2 separate regions of the Homo sapiens genome follow, and region 1 is linked to region 2. A link is a contact called in ENCODE Hi-C or POLR2A ChIA-PET data. All regions are on one chromosome and are shown on one strand. Each heading gives the region's core, a stretch centred on a gene start or an enhancer-like site at or near the end of the contact. The rest is flanking DNA. Distances are from core to core; before and after follow the strand shown. Region 1 has its middle 22 kb from the start of MIR4430. Region 2 overlaps LTBP1 (latent transforming growth factor beta binding protein 1).

The links. A loop is a pair of places that touch in the nucleus more often than their neighbours do. ChIA-PET counts read pairs that join two places held with the same protein, here RNA polymerase II (POLR2A). Pooled maps may share reads with other maps.
Region 1: a map of IMR-90 shows a loop between it and region 2 (2.1-fold over the local background). The contact joins two enhancer-like sites. A Hi-C loop is called at or near these places in 3 of 168 maps with a recorded cell type or tissue (HepG2, IMR-90 and astrocyte of the cerebellum), 1 of 37 single-sample maps with no recorded cell type and 5 of 50 pooled maps. POLR2A ChIA-PET finds 5 or more read pairs at or near these places in 3 of 52 experiments (A549, AG04450 and OCI-LY7).

The regions. Positions count from the first base shown.
Region 1 is chr2:33,438,091-33,443,351 of GRCh38, forward strand. It overlaps a transcript of RASGRP3 not described here. Among named protein-coding and RNA genes, the nearest start is that of MIR4430, 22 kb to the left of the region's middle. Within about 2 kb of position 3,346, at least 6 of the 41 ENCODE cell types and tissues checked have a DNase peak (open chromatin) inside an H3K27ac peak, as active enhancers do.
Region 2 is chr2:33,394,734-33,399,918 of GRCh38, forward strand. It overlaps LTBP1 (latent transforming growth factor beta binding protein 1), which reads left to right. Exons shown (of 34, transcript NM_206943.4): 33 at 2,400-2,549; 34 at 3,631-4,776. The coding sequence ends at 3,812. Among named protein-coding and RNA genes, the nearest start is that of MIR4430, 21 kb to the right of the region's middle. Within about 2 kb of position 1,923, at least 3 of the 41 ENCODE cell types and tissues checked have a DNase peak (open chromatin) inside an H3K27ac peak, as active enhancers do.

The DNA of each region.
Region 1 (5,261 bases), core at 2,096-4,595, 45 kb after region 2:
AACGTTCACATTTGACACATTCACATGTTTACATTATGAGAATGAAAATGTTTTAACTGTATGTAAGGTTTAAGAAAGATAAAATTATGAGTTAGATGTATTATTTCAAGAATATATTTTTTCACTTGTAAAAGGCTCATTGCTGGTCATTGGTTTCCAGATGACCATAGATTTATAAATGTATTCATGGGGCCAGGCGTGGTGGCTCACGCCTGTAATCCCAGCACTTTGGGAGACCGAGGCGGGTGGATCACCTGAGGTTGGGAGTTTGAGATCAGCCTAGCTAACAGGGTGAAACCCCGTCTCTACTAAATATACAAAATTAGCTGGGCGTGGTGGCACATGCCTGTAATCCTTGCTACTTGGGAGGCTGAGGCAGAAGAATCGCTTGAACCCAGGAGGTGGAGGTTGCAGTGAGCCGGGATCGCGCCACTGCCCTCCAGCCTGGGCAATGGAGTGAGACTCCATCGCCAAAAAAAAAAAAAAAAAATTGTATTCATGAAATGCCAGGTATTTAAAATACAGTTCTTAGAAATTGCTTAATAGTTCTACGGTAGTTCTACAGATTGTTTTATGTATCTACAAGTTGCTGAGAACATTTTAAGTTAGAGTTAGCTAATTTTGAAAAAAATTATCAATTTTTTAGCTTTTTAATTAATTACATAGAAATGTATTGCCTTATTTCCAGAGTAACTCCTACAATCACCATGTGTTTACAGTTTACATAATAATAGAGCCAACCCTGGCCTTCACATTTAAATACAAGTAAAATCAGGTTACTGAAGAGACCATATGAAGCAGCAAGAAATTTAGATGTCACCAAATACAATGTACAACTTGGGGGATGTGTTGAAGAGGGATGTGGGAGAAGCATGCCAAGGTCTTCTTCTTCAGACTGGAAACTACACCCACCTGCCATCTGGCCTGACGCTGGGTGGGGTAGAGGGGTATTGCACGATGATTCTTGTGTATTTACAGGCACCTTAAATTCAGACAATTGGCTTTTGGAGACTTTTCTCCTACTGTCTCATCCTGTATTACAGGTCTACAAGCAGCACCACACCATGAACACCTATTTATTAAGTTTTCTAACTTACAATATAATCTCTATCCTTGAAAAACTCAATGTTAAGTTGAAAAAAGGGAAGTATACAGGACACAAAGCATCCTGTATGTGGAGCCAAATTAATGACGTAGATAATGAGTGCCACCTAAGGAAGACCTGATCCAGACGGGCTTCATGGAGGCCTGAGGCTGAGTTGGGTCTTGGTAAGCGGGAGGAGAGCTGATGGATGAGGGAGATGAGGACATCTATGATAAGAATGGAGCTGTGAGCATGAGCAGAGACAGGAATGGCCTTCCTGCGCCCAAGGAATAGGGCTGTCAGATGAAATACAGGATGCCCAGTTCAATGTGAATTTCAGATAAACAACAAACACTTTTTTAGTCTAAGTGTGCCCTACTGCATGACTGTGTATGAGACTTAGTGCATGGGACCTACTTATACGAAAATAGTATTTGCTGTTTATCAGAAACTCACACTTAGCTGGGGGCCCTGTATTCTGATTTCCCAAATCTGGCAACTCTTCAAGGGAACTGAGAGTCAGCCAGCTTGACAGCAGCAGAGGGAATGAGCCTATGGAGCAGGAAAGAAGTGCCTGGAGGAGGCTGGGTTCAGAAGGTGGTGGGACTTTAATGGTGAACTAAGGAGTCAAGAATTTAAAGACACCTGGGGCCGATGAGAAGTTCTGAAAAGGGAAATGGCGTGCATAAGATCTGCCGGTTGGAGGCAGAACTTGCTGGGGGAGAGATCAGGGCACCGAGGCCTGGGTTCTGATGAAGACAGAGAGAAAGAAGCCCAATGGAGACACATCTGAGAACAAACTGACGCGTTTTGCAAACTAATTGGGTATGGTTATAGGAGGAGAGAATGTGTTCAAGAGGATGTTATGTTTTATGGCTCCATTCAAAGAAATGGCCAAAGAGACAGCAGCAGGTCAGGGAGTTAGTGAGAGGGATGGGGATTTTGGTTTCAAACACAGGAAATTTGAGGGAATGATGGAATAGTCAGATAGAAATAGTAAGCGAACAGCTGAGAATGGAAAACAGCTTAGGAGGGAGGTGAGAACTGGAAATAAAAACGACAACATTTATTAAGCACTTACTCGATGTCAAGCCTTTTATCTCCATTATCTCCTTCTGCCTCTGCAACCATCTATCGGCAGGTTCCATTGCCAGCCACATTTTGTAGTTGAGAAAAGTGAGGTCAGAGAGATTAAGTAACATGTCCATGATCACATCATTAATGAGAGGCAGATGGAAAATGGAACCACCATGTGTAGGGGCCAAAGCCCTCACAACTGAGACTCATATACAGAATGTTGAGCCTCTGGCTCTAGATTCACTTTCTCCATCTGCAAAGAGCTAAGGGCGCCAGTTGCTCATGCTAGAACCCAGTTTTTAGCCAGGTTCCAGGTCTTCTATTGTTCGTAACTTTGATGGCCCTCGTAGAATTCTCCATCTTTTGGTTACTCTCTCTGAGAAAATGGAAATCATTTATACCCAGAGGTTTTCCTTATTTATTAACCTCCAGAATCGTTTTTCCCCTTAGTGGCTCATTTTAAATTTTCCCTTGGTCATCTGGTGAAATAAAGATTATGATGAAGAATCTATAATCTCATATAGTTACTTTTTTTGTATGACATGTGTGGCTAAAACATACTTATTTTACAAAAATCCCGAATACAATACAATTTTATTAAATTTCATCTTGAGGTTGGACATTAGATCTCCAAACTTGTTTTTTTTTCTTTCTTCTTCAAGACAAGGTCCCCCTCTATCACCCAGGCTGGAATGCAGTGGCACAAGCTCGGCTTGCTGCAGCCTCCACCTCCAGGGCTCAAGTGATCCTTGTGCCTCGGCCTCCCAAATAGCTAGGACTGCAGGAACACGCCACTGCACCCACTAATTTTTGTATTTTTTAGTAGAAACAGGGTTTCACCATGTTGCCAAGTTGGTCTTGAACTCCTGACCTCAAATGATCCTCCTGCCTCGGCCTCCTGAAGTGCTGCGATTACAGGCGTGAGCCACGGCACCCAGCCTCCAAACTTGTTCTTTAGTGTCTGCTATTTTGTATCCTTTGACCTATATGTCCCCATTTCCCTTTCCCCCCTCCTCCCACCCTTAGTGGCCACTGTTTCATTCTGTATCTCTGTGTTTTAGGGTTTAAAAAATATTCCACATATAAATTAGATCGTGCAATTTTTAGAAAAAGGTTATGCTGAAGAGAAAAGACCAAGGGTGTCAACCTCCTCTCCTTGTCCCTGGCTGCTCTCTAGTGGCAATACCAGAAAACAACGCTCAGCCCAGAGACAGCAGAGCCAGGCACTAGAAGCAAGCTCTTTAGGAATCTCTAAATAGCAAATTCAAGAAGGCTAGTTGTGCTAGGAAATTCTGGAAGAAGACTCCATGGAATTACATACACCCTTACAGCTTGTTGGCCTGAAAGGCATTTTGAATAGAACAGTTTTAGATTTATCTTAAACTTTCTAATCATTAAAAATACTTCACCTGTTTACCATTTTAGGCAGGCACATATGTTTGGCTACTAAACTTTCAATGCACATACGTGCCTTTTTATTAAGATTTCCTAGATCTTTGATTCTAAATATTTACTTCAAAATACACAATATATTTTTTAGTAAAAAGCAAAAAGTCTATCTTTTAGGGATCTATTCTTAAAAACATCATAAATTGAGACAATAATGCGTGTGTAAAAGACTATTCATAACAGATACATTTTGTAACTAACCTAAATATACAGGGAATTGTTAAATAACATTCCACAATATGAAATTTTATACAGACATTAAATTACATTATAATATTTAATGACATTGGAAACTATTCATAGTAAATGTTAAGTGAACATTTACACTTACATTCAGTGAATGTAAGAAGTCTACAAAATTATGTATATAGTGTGACCCCATTTGCTTAAAAAATATATATGTACATATGAAAAAAGAAGTAAGAGCTAAAAAGTCATACACCAACTGTTAACAATAGAAATTTCTTAGCCTGGCCAATATGGTGAAACTCCATCTCTACTAAAAATACAAAACTTAGCCAGGCGTGATGGCATGCGCCTGTAGTCCCAGCTACTCAGGAGGCTAAGCCAGGAGAATTGCTTGAACCCAAGAGGCGGAGGTTGCAGTGAGCCAAGATCGCGCCGCTGCACTCCAGCCTGGGTGACAGAGCGAGACTACGTCTCGAAAAAAAATTTCTGGTTGGTGGGATAATGGTGATTTTGATTTTCTACTTTGTCTCCAGGATAAATAAGCATGTACTACTTTTATAATCAGGAACAAAACCCAGTATGTTTTCAAAATGTACAGAGCTAAGTCTCTGTTCTGATTTCTTGCTGTCATGGCTGACAATATGTTCATGCTAATTCATTGCCATTGACGGCCTCTCCTCCAAGTAAAGGGCTATATCCTGTTTGTGACAGCATAATCCATTGTAATGGAAAAGATTATGATGCACTGGCCTGTTCTATGACTTCACTGCATTCATCAGCAGCAGGAAACAAAGACATGCACTTTTTTCATAATTGTTTTAGTAATAATTGACAATTGGAGGAAATGAATGGCAGAAAACAATTATGGGCAGACAAGATGGTCAGCAAATCAAACTGGGAAATGCAGGGGAGCCCGTCTCAGCTTTATTCATGTAGCGATTTCAGAACATTACAAAGATATTATTGTTTTGTTCTCCTACAGAAATCACTATTGTTTTTTTTTTTTTTCTTTTTTACCAGCAGTTACACAATTCTTTGCTGGCAGCAATGACTTCCAATGTGTTTTTAATTCAGTAATCCGGTAATCCCACAACAGGGATTTGCTGCTGAACTTTTTATGTTTATTAATATTCAGGGTCAGTGTGAACGCCTCCCTGTGCACATAGCTAGTAAAATGCACAGCGATATTGCTGTGACTTTTCTTGCCTCTGAATAACTCCCTGTTGCCCAGACATAGAATCTTAAAAGTGTTTCTTTCTATTACATTTATAAATAGCAAATTCATGTTTCTATTTTTTAAATTGTCCCTAGTCTTCATTTTAATAGCAATGGGCAGGAGAATAAAACAACAAAAACTCAAAACAAGTGAATTAATGATTCAATATCTAGTTTCCATGCCATGAAATGGGCACATCCCTTAGATGAAAATGAGGGATGGGTTATCAATTAGGAAACAGTTAAG
Region 2 (5,185 bases), core at 673-3,172:
AGCATGATGCCTCCAGCTTTGTTCTTTTGGCTTAGGATTGTCTTGGCAATGCAGGCTCTTTTTTGGTTCCATATGAACTTTAAAGTAGTTTTTTCCAATTCCGTGAAGAAAGTCATTGCTGTTTCCTTCTTTGTATTCATAAGTTCTTATCATTTAGCTGCCACTTACAAGTGAGAACATGTGGTATTTGGTATTCTGTTCCTGCGTTAGTTTGCTAAGGATGATAGGCCTCCAGCTCCATCCATGTTCCTGCAAAAGACATTATCTCATTCTTTTTTATGGCTGCCTAGTATTCCATGGTGTATATGTACCATATTTTCTTTTTTATCCCCCAAACTTATGCCAAATCTCATTTAATCTTTACAAGGTAGAAAAGTGTTCATTCATTACAAAATACTTCTACTGAGTGCAGACATTGTGTTCAATGTTGGGTATGCCATTCTACATAGCATCGTTTCTCTATTTTTAAATGAGGAACCTGGTTTCAACAAAATCAAGTGACTTGGCCAGGGTCACAGGCATGAGCAGAAGACCGAGTTCCTCTGATTCAAATCCCATGGTTCATTTCCACAAAATAAACCTATAACTGAGTGGGGCTTTAGAGATCCTAAAATTCAGTGCTTTTACTTCATACGTGAGAAAAATAAGCTTTCTGCCCAAGTTTACAAGGTACACATAGGGAAATGGGAATGGGAACTCAAGTCCCCCAATACCAGTGTATTGTTCTTACCCAAACAGATAATTTAAGATTCACTTATTGTATATTTTTCGGTCATCTCTAAAACCCACTTTCTTCTCTGAAGGGCATGCTCTAAAGTTTCTTCTTCACCTATCTCCCCTCAGGGCACCTAATCTTAGAATGTAAGAGAAACTCTGACCAAATTTGTCTTCATGTTGACCTCAGGCACTTTAGTCATTGTTGAAACTTCTTTTTTGTTGTAGTTAAGAGAAGTAACAAGTAAGTCTTTATTTCCTTGTTTAGAAAAAAAAAAAAAAAGCTGGCTAAGTTGGTTGCTTTTTGGTGATCAAGGAGACCAAACTCCATATCCTTGTCCAATTCCTCCAAGTTAGACCTTATTGCCCTCCATAAGCAATGATATTTTGCTGCCTGCTGCCCCCTGCAGTTCCACTGGAGAATTACTTCAAAGGCCAGATAGAAAGTTCTAGCCATATATTTTTTTTTTTTTTGAAGCTACTTTGTGGTACTATTGGGAAGAGACAGGAGATGAGAGGCCACATGACAGTGTGTTGGGTCACTGTGGATTTATGTTTAGAACTTTCCTCTGCAAAATGAGAGCTAAACACTCTTGATGCCTGGCTAAATTGTTTTTACATCACAAAAACTCTAAAGTCTAGCTCTGACTTGGTTTCAAGAGATCTAAACTATAAAAAGAGCCAAACAAGAGTTTCTTTGTTTCCTTAAAAAAAAACTTTTGGTTCTGTTTTTTTTTGGTGTGTGTGTGTGTTTTGTTTTGTTTTGTTTTTTGGTTTTTTGTCTTTTGTTTTTTTGACAGAGTCCTGCTCTGTTGCTCAGGCTGGACAGTGGCCGTGATCTCAGCACACTGCATCCTCCACCTCTCAGGCTCAAGCGATTCTTCTGCCTCAGCCTCCCAAGTAGCTGGGATTACAGGTGTCCACCACCACGCCCGGCTAATTTTCTGTATTTTTAGTAGAGACAGGGTTTCACCATGTTGGCCACGCTGGTCTTGAACTCCTGGCCTCAGGCGATCTGCCCGCCTCAGCCTCCCAAAGTGCTGGGATTATAGGCATGAGCCCAGACTTTGGGTTTTCTAAACACAAGTATGATGTTCTTTCTCATTCATCAGGATGTTTTGAGGCCCTTTTACTGAATTTTTCCTTTGATCCCCTGGGAGCCCTTTTGTAAGGCTCATTCCGTAGCCAGAGCAAACAAACACATGGCAGAGCCAGCCTGCTTCTCTCTGGTCTTACAAACGCCGGCTGAAAACGTATTGCCTCACACTCTTACGGACCTTCTTAGCAAATGCTTACTAGACTCCGATAGTGAATTCTGTTGGTTCTGTTCTGAGAGTCTGACACTTGCCCTACTGCAAACTCACGAAGTTTGGAACTTTGGATGAACACTTTTAATAATTAAGAGCAAAAACAAAAACCATACTTGCTTTCTCGTTTTATGTGATTTTAACATAGAATATCAGAATTCAAAATGAGGCTACTCTGCACAAAATATACAAGTTTTTTATTTTTATGCTATTTTACACAGCAACATTCAGTATTTCTAATGCTAACTTTAAGATGTCTGAAATATGTATGGACATATATGTGTCTATTTGGAAAATGAACCATCATCTAAATATCATTTACAAAATGATATAGGAAGTTGAGAAGCTCTAACTTAGCTTCTGCCCTTTCCTTTCCAGGTTTTCTAAATAGCTTTGAGGAGTTACAGGCTGAGGAATGCGGCATCCTCAATGGATGTGAAAATGGTCGCTGTGTGAGGGTCCAGGAAGGTTACACCTGCGATTGCTTTGATGGGTATCACTTGGATACGGCCAAGATGACCTGTGTCGGTAAGAATGACGTGTGTTTTATGGGACATTAATTTTTTCCTGACACCCCGTATCTCAGTCAGTAGAGAACATTTAAGATAGATTTGCTGAGTTTCAGTTTGAGAAGATGAGAAAAGTTCTGGAGATGTACATTAAGTACAGTATGAATATACTTAATGCCACTGGACTATATACTTAAAAATGGTTAAAATGGTAAATATGTTCTGTGTATTTTACCACAATTCTTTTTTTTTTTTTTTTTTGAGATGGAGTTTTACTCTTGTCGCCCAGGCTGGAGTGCAGTGGGGTGATCTTGACTCACTGCAACTTCTGCCTCCCAGGTTCAAGCAATGCTCCTGCCTCAGCCTCCTGAGTAGCTGGGACTACAGGCACCCGCCACCACACCCGGCTAATTTTTTTTTTTTTTTTTTTTTGTATTTTTAGTAGAGACGGGATTTCACCGTGTTAGCCAGGATGGTTTCAATCTCCTGACCTCGTGATCCGCCCACCTTGGCCTCCCAAAGTGCTGGGATTACAGGCGTGAGCCACCACGCCTGGCCTCTTCTCCATCTTGAAGCAGTCCTTTTGCCCACTTTGCTTTTGTTAGTTTTAATCCATGGTGTGTCTGTAAAATAGGTAACCTAGCTTCTTAACAGATGTTTCAAGTGAGTGAGAGCCTAAATGGGTCTCATGTAGAAGGAGGTCTGTGAATGTTATGGAAGGCTTTAGACAGGCTGTATGGAGAGGCCTCTGCGTAGGTATCTGGTTCCTCTTGACAAATCTAGCAGTTCCTCCATACCTATGGGAAGGAATTTGGAAGTAATATAGTTCCTCCAACTTCCTTGAGGTTCTACTAGAAAATGTCAAGCTCACAAAATGCTCATGTTTTGCTAGATAACAGTGAAAGAAGTTCTAGAACCTCCCTGATAATCTGCCTCTTTAAGATCTCAAAAAAGTCATCTTCGTCTTGTCTGTGACTGAAGCAATGACGAGAAAGCTTCCTTGGGGTGGTCGGGGGAAGGGCCTCAGGTAAGCCTCAGGTTATGTGTCCTCACAGAATAATATCCAAGATTGTTTACCTGCATGGCTTGACTTATTGCAGATGTAAATGAATGCGATGAGTTGAACAACCGGATGTCTCTCTGCAAGAATGCCAAGTGCATTAACACCGATGGTTCCTACAAGTGTTTGTGTCTGCCAGGCTACGTGCCTTCTGACAAGCCAAACTACTGCACTCCGTTGAATACCGCCTTGAATTTAGAGAAAGACAGTGACCTGGAGTGAAACAGAATCTACATAACCTAAGCCCATATACTCTGCACTGTGTAAAGGAAAAGGGAGAAATGTATTATACTTGAGACATTGCACCTACCCCGGAAGGCTGGAAATACAGAAACAGCATGGAATTGCAAGTCCTCTGAAGACAATGAGAGGATTTAGGATGAGCCCGATAGGTGTGGCAGACCAAATGGACATTTCTCTAAAAAACCAGTATATATAGTCTGTTCATATGTAAAATTCAATGGAAGAGAGGTGGAACAGTGCTGTTATTTTAAACAGAAGGTTGTATTATTATGTTGTTTTGTTTTTTTACTATTGCTTGATTAAATTTGGCATTTAAATAGTGGTGGAAATATTTTATATAATTTTCATTTTTTGGTTGTGCAGTTCCTTGGCTACTGTTTTTCTTTTACTTCAGTTTTTTAAAAATCTCAAATGAAAAAGTCTTCGATACAATATTGTTAAGCTGTATTATAAGTATTGTTACACAGGGTTATGCAATTCCCGGCCTGGAGCATTTTTGAAATTCAAATTGTCTGTCCTGTGGAGCAGGCAGTGATTTTGTTCCAAAACTTTGTATACACATTTGGAGAAAAGTACTTTATATTTTCAGTGTTTTGTCTGATTTTAATGTCCGTTCTTAGCCAAGCTGCTAGCAGGTGTTAATTGGATCCCTTTCCTTCACTGAAATGGAAGAGTTTATAAGCTTACGTTAGTATTGTAATATGTAAAGTAAGCCCAACAAAAATTTTTAAAAATTTGATGATCCCCAATATATCTACCATTGTATGTTAAATAAATCACCATTTTTGTAGAAAAAATTCTACCTGAGAGTAATTGTCAATGAGTACATGTGTATAAGTTGTATCCCACTCTCCCCACTTTTATCTTTTCCAGTGGTCTTCTGTTAATGTAGTGTCTTTTACAAGTTAATCATTAAATTTGTTAGATCTTGTTATGGGCTAAATTGTTTCCCCTAACATTCATATGTGGGAATTTTAACCTCTGATACTTCAGAAAGTGACTAGATTTGGAGATCGGATCTTTAATGAGGTAATTAAGGATAATGAGGTCATTGGAATGGCCCTAATCCAGTATGACTGCTGTCCTTGTGTCACCCATAGAAGGTGTCTGAGTTACCGGTGACGAATCCATATAGGTCTGCAGCAACCTCAGTTCTTGCCTCCTCAGAAGAATTTGACTGAGGGGTATAAGGCAGAAAAAGAGACCAGGCAAGTTTCAGAGCAGAAATGGAAGTTGATTTAAAAAGGCTTTAGAGCAGGAAAGAAAGGAAAGTTCACTTGGAAGAGACCCAAGTGGGCACCTGAAGGCCAAGTGCAGTGTTTAACCTTGACCTAGCTAGGATTTTACAGGCT